2 separate regions of the Homo sapiens genome follow, and region 2 is linked to region 1. The links are chromatin loops, found by intact Hi-C in ENCODE. Cell type or tissue: OCI-LY7. All regions are shown on one strand.

The links. Hi-C counts contacts between places; a loop is a spot of excess contacts. Peaks named below come from ENCODE experiments on the same cell type or tissue, not always from the same donor. Only the 100,000 strongest peaks of a DNase experiment are listed, where the experiment ranks them.
Region 2: it touches region 1 in a loop (3-fold over the local background); 4 of 110 quality-filtered maps call a loop at or near these places.

Annotation. Positions count from the first base shown.
Region 1 is chr5:59,796,145-59,804,144 of GRCh38, reverse strand. All of the region lies in intron 1 of PDE4D (phosphodiesterase 4D), which reads left to right. It overlaps LOC105378988 (a long non-coding RNA gene), which reads right to left. Exons shown (of 2, transcript XR_001742413.2): 2 at 7,145-8,000. Among named protein-coding and RNA genes, the nearest start is that of PDE4D, 94 kb to the left of the region's middle. RefSeq lists an enhancer at 3,137-3,667. In OCI-LY7, CTCF peaks have their summits at 3,676 and 3,878 (motif pointing right); DNase peaks (open chromatin) are centred at 3,904, 4,534 and 4,954; H3K4me3 peaks cover 1,826 bases; H3K27ac peaks cover 1,644 bases.
Region 2 is chr5:59,559,580-59,567,579 of GRCh38, reverse strand. All of the region lies in intron 1 of PDE4D (phosphodiesterase 4D), which reads left to right. It overlaps LOC107986347 (a long non-coding RNA gene), which reads left to right. Exons shown (of 2, transcript XR_001742409.2): 1 at 1-7,114. Among named protein-coding and RNA genes, the nearest start is that of MIR582, 140 kb to the left of the region's middle. RefSeq lists an enhancer at 4,032-4,682. In OCI-LY7, no CTCF peak of the experiment used is centred here; DNase peaks (open chromatin) are centred at 4,429 and 4,579; H3K4me3 peaks cover 1,390 bases; H3K27ac peaks cover 2,233 bases.

The DNA.
Region 1 (8,000 bases):
CAGTGTACACTGCTCCGGTGATGGATGCACCAAAATATCAGAAATCACCACTAATGAATGTGTCCAAGTAAACAAAACCCACTGTACCCCAAAAACTATAGAAATAGAAAATGAATAAATAAAAGTTAGGGATTAAAAAGAAAGTGGGACATGGTCATTCCAGAAGTCTAAAATATTATAAGCTATATATAAAATACAAGTTTGTAACTATTTTTTGAGTACCTGCAATCAGCAAGTTTGCATTAATATTACTGTTTACTCCCTCACTTTTTAAAACAACTAATTTTCTATTTCCTATTTTAAGACCTTACCTAAGATTGCTGTCCTGTGGAATGGTTCCTAGCCCACGTGACCTTGTCTGTGTTGAAGCATGAGTGAATACATACTACCATCTACTTTAGTGAATGTTGATGATAAAATGGCCAATTTCATGTATTTGTTTATTTTCAAGAAAACCTTAGAGCACTCGTTCTCAAACTTTAGGATGCATCAGAATTACCTGGAGTGCCAGAATCCCCTGAAGTGGTTGTAAGAACTCATTGCTGGGGCCAGGTGCGGTGGCTCACACCTGTAATCCCAGCACTTTCGGAGGCCAAGGCAGGCGGATCACTTGAGGTCAGGAATTCGAGACCAGCCTGGCCACCATGGTGAAACCCCTTCTCTACTAAAAATACAAAGATTAGCTGTGCGTGATGGCGGGCACCTGTAATCCCAGCCACTTGGGAGGCTGAGGCAGGAGAATCGCTTGAACCCGGGGGGCGGAGGTTGCAGTGAGCCAAGATGGCGCCACTGCACTCCAGCCTGGGTGGCAGAGACAAATTGAAAAAAAAAAAAAAAAGGAGTTTCTAGGCCCCATCCCCAGAATTTTTGATTTTGTAGGTCTGCGGTGGGATCCAATTATGTACCGTCTAATGAGCTCCCAGGTGATAGTGACGCTGCAGACCTGGCTCCACATTCTGAGAACCACTGCCTTAGAGCCTGCACATCAAGTCACGTTTATATTCCTGTGCCGTACTCCCCTGGTGAGGATTCCTCTGGTCATTCATGCATTTACGTTTTTAAACTCCTTGGAATCAACCAGGTAGAGATTGTACTCTTGTTGTCGTATTTACCATCCTAAATCATTAGCATCTATTATCTTCCTCTGCCCTACACCACAACTCTGCTTGTAACCCATTTGGAGCGTGTTTTCTATGTTCTTGCTTTGTTTACATATTGGTGGCCCCAACTATTTATCAGCTTATTAAAGACATCAGGCCACTATTTGTCTATATCCCTGCACTGCCTAGCAGGGAGCACTGCAGGGACTATTGAATTCATGCACTGTATTCTCTGCTGGCCCATTGATTTCATCCTTATAGCCCCTGCTTCTCACCTGCATGTGTTTTTTTCACAATTTACATACTGATAAAATGAATTCTTGCTTCTTGCTCATGTAAGAATATGGAGGCTGGGCACAGTGGCTCACACCTGTGATCCCAACACTTTGGGAGGCCGAGGCAGGCAGATCATGAGGTCAGGAGATCGAGACCATCCTGGCTAACATGGTGAAACCCCCTCTCTACTAAAAATACAAAAATTAGCTGAGCGTGGTGGTTTGCACCTGTAATCCCAGCTATTTGGGAGGCTGAGGCAGGAGAATCGCTTGAACCTGGGAGGTAGAGGTTGCAGTGAGCTGAGATCACGCCACTGCACTTCAGCCTGGGCAACAGAGTGAGACTCTGTCTCAAAAAAAAAAAAAAAAAAAAGAATATGGAAGTTATAAAAATAATCTGTGATCATATAATGACTGTTTTCCCCAAAAAGGGCATTACTTTCCTGCTTCAAAGTATGTATTTCTTAACTAAAGTGTTTGTGGGATATGGCTGCGTGTTGGCATCACCTAGAGAACTTTAAAAAAAAAATGAAAACAAAAACAAAACAAAACAAAAAACTGATCTTCATGTCCCAGAGGTTCTCTTCTAATTGATGTGGGCTGTGATCTGGGCATAGAGATTGCCAAAATTACCCCGGTGATTCTAACACATAAAAATGTTTTAGAGTTTCTTAAGTACTTTTTTTCCTGATGAGTTTCAAGAGGGCCACTTTTTTTTTCTGGAAGATTATTTTCAGAAACACCTAGCCCTTCTTTATTTGTATCTCCTGTAGATGTTTTCCTTCTGAGTTTTTCTCTGTGAAACAAGAAAATATAATGAACTGTCATTTGCACGTTGCACAAAGCATGAACTTTATTTGGAGTCTTAGATAAACTTGTTCTGATCTAGAAATGAAAAATAATGAACTCTGCTGAGTTCTGCATTTCCTGTCTGAAGTTAGCTTTACCATAAGGATCTGGTGGGTAAGTGTTTGTTGTTCTTGTCATTAATTATTGGAACAGAGTTGTTTGGAGTAGATGATTCATTGTGGAACAAATCGTCTGATTTTGAGGGACATTTTCCATTATAAAATAATTATACATAAAAACAGAAGTATTGCTTTAATACTAAGATTTGTAACAATGCCATGTCATTCTGGTTGTAATGACTCTGTGTCTATTCCACTGGTTTGGAAAATAAAACAGATTGATTTCAGTCATATGAAGATACTTGAAAATAGGTTACATTTAATCAATTAGAAACTAGTTGTTTCTAACTTCACTAATCTTGTAAAAAGAATTAATTCCACCCCACTCCTAAAGTTAGTAGATAGATAGATATCACCAGATAAGTTCCTAAAATATACCTAGGAAATAGCTCTTTCTCAAATAATGATGGTGTCAGTAAGTCTAATGTAAGTCCATTTTATTTTACCCTTTCTTTAGGTTCTGCCCTTGTATCTTAGAATAATGAAATATGAAGTGAAATTTGGTGTCATGGTTTACCTGTAGCCATTTTATAATTTAGATTCATGGGTTTACATTACTTACTGAAACTACTGGGGAAACATTAACAACACAATAGGATTCCTAGATTGATAAACTTCAACACTCAAGCTATGACAGTTGTTCTCAGTCTCGTCTTTGATTCAATGTAAAAATTTGGACAAGTTAATTAGCTTTCTTTTGCTGCGTGTATAGGGGCAGGATAAACTTGAGAATTCCCACAATTATTCAACCCAGATCAAAGATATTTGTCTCAGGAAATCAACAATATTAAGAAAAATGGCTTTTTGAAAAAAAATTAAAAAAATGTTTAGCACCTTCAAATATCAGATTCACATCCTCATCATCCTCACTTAGAGATTTTAAAACTAATAGCAATTTTGTATGGCACATTTGCATTTACAATGCATTTTTGTACACATTCTATTTTCCCCTAAACCCAGGGAGACTGGAAGAGCAACAATTTACATATTTGCGTATTTTTAGAAAGTGAGTCTTAGAAAGGTTAAGTGACTAACCTAGGCTCAAACAGCCAGAAGTGTGTGGAACAAAGGCACCACACAGCTTTGCTGACTGTGAGCTCACTCTTTCTACTCCTCCAGCTATGCCAGCTATACAATAGCAACTTGTGAGAGGTGTTAGGTGTGAGGGATAGTAGGGGGGTAGGGGTGGGGAGGGGAAGAGGAAGCAAAGTCCTCATACTGATTGTATTTTTATCACTTTTCTAAAGGATTTTATGTTTTACAGCCTATTTGTCATTGGTGGAAATATCTCTACACTGGTGCTATAAACAGCAAAACATGCACTTGAGACTCCCTGCAAGCCCATCTAAGTTTTAAGGGTAATTGAGAATAGCAGCACTTGATACACATATCTTCATTTACTATATAGTGTGATCAATTATTTTCCCTGATACTAAGGGAAAATTAAACATCTTTTCATTGGTTGTTGCATTTCTTTCACGGTGTTTTTAATGCACTTTGCGAGCTTTTGTAGTTCTCAAAACTGGCCACTAGATGGTAGTGTTTAGTTAGTATTGTCGCACATGTTCCATTGTGGGAACTTTGATTCTAATAGGAAACATTTCATATATAATACTGCACTGAAACTGTTTCCCCAGTGGCTGAGGCACACGATAAAAACTCTGTGGCTTGAGCCTTCTTTTTCTTTTTTAATGACTAGACCTCCCTTCATTCAACACAGACCTTTCTTCCACATACTACTTATTCAGCAATTCATTTTTCTCCCCATAATAGTCTTTTTAAACACCCCACAGTGAGGGAGTGTTAAAAGTCCTGCCTTTCGTAGAATTTTGCTCTAAACTTCTGAGAGGTAAAGCAGATCTGGTGCCAAGATGATGTGTTCTAGGGAAGTACAAGGACAATAGACTTAAAGACCTGTGCTGCCAGCTTGTGAATAATTGAAGATTTGTATCTCGAAGTAAATTTCAGAGTACCCCTGTACTTCCTTGGGTATCTAAACCAAATAAGACAGAAGTTGTAGTTGCCTGGTATAGATACCACATTGCCAAAATTTTACAGTATTTTGGACAATCCAATAGATGTCTTCTCTCTGCTTTGTTTAAGCCTTCTAATTTCCCCAGCAAGACAAAGCAAAACAAAATTAATTCACACAGCCTGTTTGCATGATATGGTCCGATGGTTTACTATGCTATGTTTGTCATTAGTCACCCAAGCACAGAATCTAAAAGTCACTTATAACCATTTCCTGCCCCCCCATGACTGCTGATTCTTCCAAAACCATAAATCTCCTTTACTAATTCACTTGAATAACCAAACCTGCATTTCAGGTTCTCATTCTTTACACACCCAATAAAAAATGAGATGCCATCTGTTATTTTATTCATTAAGTCAAGTTCTGTTTCTCATGTTCTGCGGGAATTCTTCCCATGTGGTTTTACTGTTTGTTTCACTTTCTTCAATTTCCCTCATCATTACACATAAGCATTTATAAAATACCTCTTCATAAAATCCACTCCAGTCATTCTCTGCAGTTAACTCCAAGATCTCCAAGATCAAAACAGACCCCAAAGTTGTCAATGAAACTGTTCACTTGCACAGTGCAGGGGCTGGGGGTGTGGTTACTTGGGTGTGTGAATATGAACTTTCGGTTGTCTGAGGACAACAGGAAGCCTTGTTTCTGGTTGCTATCATATTAAACTTTAGTTAAGATTTTTATTGTTTATGAGATAGGGAATTTTTTCCCCTGGGGGTCAACTGGGGTCACCCTATTTCCTGAGGGCTAAATAAAATTGGCTGCAATCCCCATCGTACAGATTGTGAAAAGTTCTGCTTTCTCTCCAAAGCTTTTATGAATCCTTGATCACACCAGGCCCCACATCTCTGCTTCAGCCAAATTGGTTGCGTTTAGGAGTTCTCTCACAGTAGCTGTCATCATCTCTTTTTTCCATACCACAGAGGCTCAAGGTAGAACTGAGCCCCTTCCTTAGTTTTCCCAACCACCAGCCTTCCCTCTGCCCCAACAAAACAAAACTTGTTCACACATGGGATTTCTGCATTGTACCACACTTTACTGATGGTTTGAAGAAATGGAAGCAATGTTCACCATAATGTGAGAAGTGACTGTGTTTAGACTTTCATATTCTTAAAAAGTCAGTTACCCAGTGATTTCTATATGGAAGGTGTTAGCCTTTTGCTAGGTTTGCTTGGGTTTTTTCTTTCATTCCTACCCTTCCGTACCTCTCCTACTTCAAAAATTGCTTATAGGAACTCCAGATTTTTCTTACTTAATGGCATTTAGTGCTTTACGTCTCTCCTGCTCCATCCACCTTTTAACTCCCAGAACTACGCAAGTGCTCAGCAGAACAAAATGGGCTTTCATGTAATATTACCACAACTTGATAGAAGATATTTTTGGTTATAAATAGCTTTTAAAAAAAATTTTTTGGTGATTACATGTGGGTACGATGACTAAATTGAATTTTGCTCTTCGTCTCATACACACAAACACACACACACACACACACACACACACACACACACACACACAGGCATTTATATATAGAGAGAGAGAGATGGAGACTTGTTCTGTCATCCCAGCTGGAGTGTAGTGGTGCAATCACAGCTCACTGCAGCCTCAACCTCCCAGGTGCAAGTGATCCTCCTGCTTCAGCCTCCCATGTAGCTGGGATTACAGGTGCGGGCCACCACACCTGGCTATTTTTTATTATTTTTTGTAGATGCGGAATCTCCCTATGTTGCCCAGGCTAGTAACTCCTAGGTGTAAGTGATCCTCCAGACTCGGACTCCCAAAGTGCTGGGATTACAAGTGCAAGCCCCCATACCCCCAGCCTTCTGCTCCTATTTGACCTAGAAATTCCATATAGTAGCCATAGCATTCATTCATTCAACAAATAATTATTGAACACCTACTTGCAAAAAGGAATTCAGTTCCTATTCTGTTGGGGTGATAATCTAGTAAATAATAATAATAATAATGAAAAGTGTCCATGCACTCTTCTAGGCTCCAATAATCCCTATGAAGAGAGGGTATGCTTAAACAACAGATGCTTATTTTCTCACGGTTGTGGAGGCTGGCAGTGTGAGATCGGGGTGCCTGCATAGTGGAGTTCTAGTGAGGGCTGGCTTCCCCTATGCCTTCACCCAAAGTTTATGTGTTATTAATATCAGCAGCCCTCTATCTCTGGATGTCTCTGGTGCCTTAGAAGACATATTCTCTACAGTTAAAGAGTGATCCTCAAGAACGGACAGGGTAAATATATTTTATATTGCTAAATGCCCCCATTTGAAGGGCTATATACCATTTCATGTAGCAAGGAGCACTTAATGGCTCCAGCAGAACAAAATAACTCTACAGAAAATTTTTATTTGCCCAAAGCATCTAACGAGCTGGTCCTTCCATGCATGTGGTGGCACTCTTGTGAACTGCTTCCTGAGATCCTCTTAGTGCAAAGCCAACAACATTCAGTACATTTCCTTCACTTGCCTTTTGGCATGTCCATGACAATATTTCCAGCTGATCTAACTTCTAGAAAATCTATTTCCCACAAGCAACAGGTCTTCTATTTTCCTGCTTAAGAGTGTTTATTTTTGCTTTTTTCAGCAGCTTCACAACTTCTGACTTGGTTGACTTTTTTTTTTTTTTTTTTAGAGAGAATGTCTCTCCTCCATCTGCGAAGTGCTGCATTTTAGGTTTGATCTGACAATTTGATGCAACGGCTCAGGTATATATGACAAGGAAATGGAATTTCTATCCTCGAAATCAATTCTGAACAATAAAAGCTGAGAGGATAAGTTTATTCAAAGGTGATTTGGTATTGCGACAGGCTGCTCCAAATCAGAACTCAGCAACCTGATTTTGAAAAATTTCCAAGTTCATGAAAAGAATCACTTTGTACATAAGGGCTTTCTACTTGTTTGGGTTTGAGCATAACTAGATAGCTTAGTGGGATATCCATATTCTTGCATTTGATGATCACATTTGGCATCTAAATATTATGCTGTTTTCAAATGAAAGAAATACTGCTGAATAAGAGAGCTAGAATGAATTACATACAAAGAAAACTTAAAATAAGTGTCATCTAAGAAGATGAAAAAGCAAACAAGTACATATGTTCTTAACTTTTGGGGGCTTGCCTTTAATTTTTTTAATAAGGCAATTATCTGCTATTAGTAATTATAATAGGAGCTAAAATCCAGTTAATAGTCACTGTGTGTGAAACCCTGTGCTGAGCACCCCAGGGTATGGCCTCCAAGAGGACACACAACACTCTTTTTGGAGAAAGCTGAAGACAGTGGGGGCAGTGACTGAAGGTCACGGAGTTGGTAAAAGGCAGAGCCAAGCTCAAACCCACACAGCCACATACCTGCAACTGTGTTGTTAGCACTGCACTCCCCAGTTACCAAAGCCTTGTTTATTTTCCAGTCCTAAACTCTGCTTAAATGTGCATGAAGAGTAATTTCATTTTTTTTCCTTTTCTAGACTGTAAATTTGTATAATTGGATTTCTACAGGCTTTTGTGTTTCTGGTGAGATTCAAAATGGATTTTTCAAAGTTACGATATTCAGTGACTCCTATAATCTAGAAATTTCTCCCAAGACACCAGACTTCCTCCCTGATCTTTTGACTAAAAGCCTGG
Region 2 (8,000 bases), 240 kb after region 1:
CCAAATGTTTTTCTGTACATAAAAATTGATATAGTCAACTTTATATTGTTTGCAGTTAACTTGGGACATGGATAATGGAAATTCTCAGATAATTCCACAATTTAAGTTTATCTCTTGCTTTCATTATTTCTAATCAGCATACTCTCCATATGACAACTATATCTATGATAAGAAAATTGACTTCTTTACCTATAAATCTCTGTACTTTCTTGACAGACACCAAAGAACTACATGTTGACTGTATCTTGCTGGTAACTTAAGGAGAATAGTAACTTGTAGTTTCCACCTTTAGCAACTGGACATTGGCCATACTCTGATTTACCAAGAGAGTCCTTGTAATCACAAAGGAAAGCAGCGATTTGGCTTCAGATATTAAAGCAACTTTTTTTGACGTGGCTAGATGGTTAGGAACACACTGAAGAATAGATTTTCAGTAATGAGCCATACTTTCAATGAACGTCCCAAGGAAAACAATTTTAAGATCTTGCATAAAATAGTTCATATGCCTCAAATTTGCATTTAATTCTTACATTAGGTTGAAAGCTCATGTAGAAAACATGTAATGTAAAAATTGGAGAGCCCAAGAACACAGTCATTTCCCCTTGGGTGCTAACAAAAATATACTACCCAACAGTGCCTTTGTTTGCAGTCTAATATTTTAGAAGGAAAAAAAGACCCCACAAGCAAACATGTTTTTTTTTTCTTAGTCCAGAAAGAAGAAATACAGTGTGAACATAATACTTAGGGTAGACAAAATGGCCAAAATAGATTAAGTTGGCATCCTTTTTAGCTGCAGCTTCCTTAACCTTGTACCACACCCTGACATCATCTTCCTACATGGCCACACCTCATCCCCCCATAGCCAAACATTATTTGCATTCATCACTCATTCGTAGATGCCAAATCAGACATGGTTCTTGCCCCTATGGAGTTTATGATTAACTGGGGAAGACATGCATTAATCAAATTCTCTTTCTCTCTCTCTCTCATTCTCTCACACACACACACACACACACACACACACACACACACACACACACACACATGAAACTGTGACTGGATCAGATGCTACGGGAGAAAGACACACAGGGTTCAAAAATCTGTGAAGGGTTTTTTTATCTGTTCAGGGAAAATCAGGAATGTCTTCTCTGAGGATGAGTAGTTCAGGCTGTGATTTGCAGGATCAGTAAGAATTAACCAGGAAAAGAAGGCAAGAGAGAGAACCTTATGTGGTGAATGAACAAATGTTTAATATAAAGGCAGCAGAAGAGCCAGGGTGGAGGCAGGCACAGAGGTGGGAGATAAGGCTCTGGTGGCCATGCTAAAGATCCTTACTTCACCCTGACAGTGATGGATCATCACAACATTTCCAAGATCAAGAATGCACTTCCCATCTGTGTTTCCTCTAAAGTCAAAATATGGCCCATCTTTCAAAAGGAAAATTCAAATGTTACCCATTCAGTCTTCTAACACTTTCATTTCCTAATCTAATTAGAAAAGATCATTCTGGCTAAGAGGTGGTATAGTAGTTTAACCCACCCACTCATATGCATGTGTTTGTATTTATATATAAAATTTTATTTTCACATTTCTTTTTCCTAGTGGCATTAGCAAAAGCACTCCCAGTTTCATTGAGTCTCTTTTAAGTTTTGCTTCCCCTCTCCTCCTCTCTTCACTATGCTCTGCTGTCTTGGTGTCTCCCCACTACTCATGTACTCTCCCTCCATTTCTCAATTCTCATATGAGGGGAGGTGCCCCAGAGGGTGACGAAGGACAGTGTGGCAGAGGACAGGAGGAAGAAAACATAGGCACAGCTGCACTTCAGCATTCTGAAGCTGTAATCATCCTGAGCATCTGTCCAGGGACTTCCTTGCCCAGTTGCTTTGCCATCTGTACTTGAAGCCAAGGAGCATCAGGTGCTTTGCCTTTCCTCACCAGGCTTACGCCATAGCCTTTTCACCCCACTACCCACACCTCCCAGTGATGCTGCAACTATTTCTCCTCTGGGCTCCATGCAGTAACTTTCTGGGTTTTTTTGGTTGTTGTTTTAGAGCATTTTTGTAGACAGGGTTTTACTCAGTCATCCAGACTGGAGTACAGTGGTGCAGTTATGGCTCACTGTAGCCTTAACCTCCTGAGCTCAAGGCATCCTCCCACTTCAGCCTCTCAAGTAGGTGGGACTACAGGTGCAAACCAACATGCCTGGCTCATTTTTTATTTTTTTGTAAATATAGGGTTTTTCCATGTTGCCCAAGTTGGTTTTGATCTCCCGGGCTCAAGCGATCCTCCTGGTTCAGCCTCCCAAAATGTTGGGATTATAGGCATTATCCACTGTGCCTGGCCCAGTAACTTTCTAAATAGTGTACAGGCCTCCAGTCTCACCACCTGTCCCATTCTCCTTCTCTTTCCTTCTGCAGAGACCTAAGAGCCAAGCGGAGCCCATCTCCTTCCTACACATTCTTCCAGCCTCTTTAGGACCTGATTTCACAACCTCATGTGCCACACCCCAGCTGCACCCTCCTGGTGGAAAGTGTTTTGCAGCTTCTTAAAGATATCATTCTGCTTCATTCATCAACCTTTGTCCATGGTGTTCCTTCTGACTAGAATGTGTCCCCCAACCCCTTTGCCTGGTGAGACCCTCCTCTTCCTTTGAGACCCATCAGAAGGCTTGTCTCTTCTTGGAAGCTTCTCACCCCACTCCAGTGCTGCATCCCTAGTTTCTGTGCATCCCCTGCAACCTGTGCATCACTTTTTCAAACATCGCTCCTCAAGTAGCATTGTGCATGCTGTTTTCTTGCCTTTCTCACTCACACAAATGGGAGTTTCCTGGGGGCCCTTTGTCATCACCACCTGCCTGACTGGATACACTAACACTCAGCCTACCTGCCACCTACTTGGAACCTTACAGGTGTTTCTTTGATTAATTAATTAATTCATGTTTTCTCCTCTTCTGGTCAGTTCTTCCACTTTACCTGTGCTTGTTTGGATATGCAGAGCTCTAGCTGGCGAGAGTGTCCTTCTGGCTAGATTGTCTCACCAAAAAGAGAATGGGTTTTCCCCATCCGGGTGTCTCTTAATTTTTTCTTCCACTCGTGTTTGGACAAAATTATTTATTGACTGGAAGGACCACATGGCAACTCTTCATGGCTTTGAGGCCCCTTAATGAGTGTCCAAGGGAGATTCTCTCTCACTTCCAAGTTCATGGCAGACATTTACCTACCCAGTCAGCTTGAACTGAGCTCATAGAAGTTTTATTTCTGGCTTTTGCGGATCATTTTTTATGCTGTTCCTCTCACCTGAAGCTCCCTTTCTATCTCTCCCTAGTTGGATAATAGTACACATATTAAATGTGTACCTTGTACCAAGTATGCTGAGACCTGCTTATAACTAATTTTGCTTGATCTTCATGAATAGTGTTTTGAAATAGCATTTTTCTATCCCTGCAGATAGGAAAACTAGAAAACAAAGAATAAGTAACTTCCCCAAGCTCACATGACTTGTAAGTGGCAGAGCTGGGATTTGAACCCAAGCCCCTCTGAAGCTAAAGCCTGTAGAGTACATGCTCCCTTCCTCCACATCACACTGCCCCTGCTTGTTCACACTCAATGTGAGAATCCACTTCTCAAGTTTGTCTTGCTTATTCCAACCTGTTTTGCAATGAATCTCTTTCAACAGCTCTATAGTTCCTGGCACTCACTTGGCATCCATCATTTTCTATGTTGTCATGTTTGGTATCTTTTCATGTATGTAATGTGCATCTCTTCTTAGGAGTAAGACCAGAACTTTTCTGCTCTGCAGTTTTCTCCCTGTGAGGGATGGTGAAACTTGGTGGCTAAGAGCATGGTTTATACAGACAGACTTCTTAGGTTTATATTCTGGCTCTCCTCTGTACTTGCTGTATCAGCTAGGGCTGATGTCTTCACTTTTTTATGATTCCATTTCTACCTCTGTACAATAAGGCAAATATGAATACTTACCTCAGAGTGTTGTTGTGAAGATGGAATGAATTAATGGCCATAAAGCACTTACAGCTGTGTCTGGTACATAGTGACCACTCACTAATGGTCACTTATAATTCCTTCACAACCTGTAAGGGTCCTTTCCACCCAGGTGATGTCCCTATGTCTCAACTGAATGACTGGTTAGGGATATCTTTCCATGGGCTACTGTGGCTGCAGATAATTGCATTCTTATTTGAGAGTTATGTTAACTAGTGTGGGCTTTTATTTGCTTCTCTCTTTCTATCAATGAGTCCTGCTGCTTCAACCCTGGGTTAACTGAAATTTGAAACCTTTTTCTACTCAAATTCCTTTGATGCTGAAATTCCTCTGCGGTCACAGCTAAGCACTTTGTGTGGTAACCTTCTCTTCTGTCCTCAGGCCTGCTGAGATCATCTGCTCAGCAGCATGTCTGACACCTGTTGCCACCTCACCCAGCCACTTCCTTGGTGACCTGGCAATGCCCAGAGGGGCCCTGCCAGCTTGGAGCCCTGTGGCAATGCTGTTTGATTCAGCAAACTGATAGCCTTCTGACATCCTTTCTTCATTTTAGCAGCCAAATCACATGCACCTTAATATTTATCAATAGCTAAGCAACACCGGAAGGAAGTGAGACAGAGCCTCTGGGCTAGTCACTATCTCTGATTTTACAGAATGGTTAAGCCAGGTGTAAAATATCTCACAATAACATGCCCTGTTGTCCTGAGGATTCAATTCCACCGAGATATAATTACCATATGAGGAAGTGAGAAATAGGGTTTCTTTCTAATACACAGAAAATAGAAAATAAGATGCTTTTCTTGGCCACTGTTATCAGTTTCCTGTTAAGGTTCTGCTTTGTTTAAAACAGTCCTGTTTTGCTTAAAAACAAACTCTAAGGAATTTTTCTAAAACATGACTCAACCTAACTAGGTATATATACTGTACTTTAAAGTGAACATATTTGAAATAATTGTGAGTGACAAAGAGACGGAAAAACATAGATTTTGAAACTAGCATTATTCTAATGATTTTTATCCCAGTGGTTTATTTGGAAATGAATTTCCATTCACAACATCTTCATTTGTCTTCTAATTTTCATGCAATTTGAAAGGGTTAGTTTCCTTACCCACAGGATCATCCTGGTCAAATCTCAAAAGATTGGCTAGGGCATTCTGATTTTACAGGCAAATTTATATTTTGCCGTTTCAGGAAATAATTCCTTCATGGTTATCTTTTATAAAGAGCTTATTTGTATAATATATACACATAGTATATATCAAATAAAAGATCTGGTGTTATAAACATAAGAATAAGCAATTTCCCTTTTGTGATAGGAATATGAAATTCCTTCTGGTAGAGGACGTTTAAGAGCATGTCCAAAGAATGGCTAATCAATGAATTCTCTCATTTTGTAAGGAGACACTTAGATGCATTTCTGAAAAAAACAAAACAAAACAAAACAAAACAAAAAACACTTTGGGCTTTCTCTGTATTCTTCAAGCATTTCTAAACATTTATTGACATATGCAGTAGAGAAAAACTGGTATCAGGAGGAAGGCAGTAAGTAGCCAGCAGTCACAAGGTACAAAGAATAAAATGCATGCAAACATGTACAGTATTCACTTTCAGGAGTTAATCTACATTTTATTTAATTTTTTTTTTTTTTTTTGACAGCGTTTCACTCTTGTTGCCCAGGCTGGAGTGCAGTGGTGCGATCTCAGCTCACTGCAACATCTGCCTCCCGGGTTCAAGCAATTCTCCGGCCTCAGCCTCCCAAATAGCTGGGATTACAGGCATATGCCACCATGCCTGGCTAATTTTTTTGAATTTTTAGTAGAGACGGGTTTTTGCCATGTTGGTCAGGCTGGTCTCAAACTCCTGACCACAGGTGATCTGCCTGCCTCGGCTGCCCAAAGTGCTGGAATTACAGGCGTGAGCCACCATGCCTGGTCCCTTTTAAAATATTTTAACACTGAGACCATATTACTGATGTACTACTTCTTTCTAAAAGTAATTAGAATAAATGTACACCCTCTTCTTTAAACTTTGCATTTTTCAAATTTCCAAAAACAAAAACTAATTATAAGTAAATCCATAAGCAAAACGCTGTTAATTACCACTTCCAAAATCTGGAAGCGGTGACTTGCTTTACTAAGACAAGAAACTTTAGACAGGTGAATACTTTTAACAAGGAACACACTTAACTTTGTCTAATTGAGCAAATTACAAATCAGAGCTAGTAGCTTGTTAATTATAAGAATATCTCCATTACTTGAATACGTGTACTAGTCATGGTAGGCAAAATAATACTCCAATAACGGACGACCCCACTGTGGATCTGAGAACCCCGCAGGCCAGCAGTCTCCATGTGATTGCCAAAAGCAATGCCGCCATATAAACCACAGGTGTCTACCTTCACCATGACAGAAGAAAGGGTTAGAGATTCCAGAAGTCACAATTAAATGCTTCCACCCCGAAAAGTGGATCATATTTCATTTTCCAAAGCAATGCAACTTTGTTAACCTCAAAGAGGCAGGGAAGTACAATTTTCCTGTGGGGTTGGAAGAAGAAAACTGGAAATTGGTGAACAGTTTTGAAATGTCTGCCATAACTTTTAAGTGAGGAACTTAGTGTTCTCTTACTCTGTCATGTTTTTAAATATCTTTTTGATTGAAATCTTTCAAGGCTTTCCAGATCCCTGAAGATAAAATACAAACTCTCCAACAAGACCTTTTGGCCATCAGGAACGCAGCACCTGGCTCTCTCACTAGTATCCTCTCTCTGTTTGCCATGTCCCATTAAGACTGTCTCCAGAAACAATGAATTTATTGTTGCCTGTTTCCTGCTAGCTTTTCCCCGTATTTACACAGTTTGCTTTATCTGCTGGGATTACCCTTCCCTGACTATGCTCAATCTCTATCTCCCTTGGCAATTCTCCTCCAGGCCCCAGACCTGAGAACTGGACCAGTGCTCTGCTCTCTCCTCTGAGCTTCACCACATCCTGTGAAAACTTGAACCTAATTCTTACTAGGTTTTAATCAACTGTTTACCTGTCTTTTCTCCCCACTAAAGATGAAAAGTCGCAGAGATAGCGGAGAACAAGAACCAGATCTCACAGTCATGGTGCCAAAAGAGTATCTAACCCTGAATTGGAGTTCAATACATACTTGTTGAATGAATGAGTGAGTGAATGAATGAATGGGTTTTTTTTGTGCTTTCATCTACCTGATTGGTAGCATATTCAGGACAGTATGTTTTTCTCACCTTTTTACATGCTATAAGACATAAAACAGATAATGCGTGTAGTGGGTTCATAATAAAGGTTTAAATAAACTTTACCTACAGTTTTATCACTAGGAATATATTTCTGATATCTATTACCTTTGAACTTTTTATGCCAGATTATGTTTAAAAACATGGTGTCACTCGTAAGCCACATCTGGGACTGATTTTCATGGATTGATTAAACTTTACATTTCTTCGGAGTATTCACTGCCAAGCCCTCTGGTGCCATGTCCTAAACCAAATATTTCAGAAACATTGCAAAACAAGGCTGCCCTTGTGCTTTGGAAACGCTTTCAAATGACATGCCATTCCTTTCAACTTGAATCTATTAAAGACTTGAAATTGTAGCAATCCATTGGACTATATGTCAAGAAACTGGTATTTTTAAAGGGTGGCATGTTTCTTCATTTATATGTAAATTATTTCCATGTGCTTTGGAGAGAAAAATGGAAATTTTGTGAACGTACTTAGCCCTTAAAGAATGTGATTGATCCTTGATGATGTCGTTCCAGACAACAACAAATACACAAGAACTCTTTTTGAGTGCTGTAAGAAGCTTCTCAAAATTTCCAGTATAATCCTAGGAAAACATTTTTTTTTAATCTTTTCTAATCAGGAAGTCTTTAAAGTGTATTTTATCAAAATGTTCAGTATTGTGGAAACATACTCATGAGCTATTAGCTATAGCTGACTTTTGAGGTTATAGGTGAAAAGTTTTCACATCAGGAAGTTTCA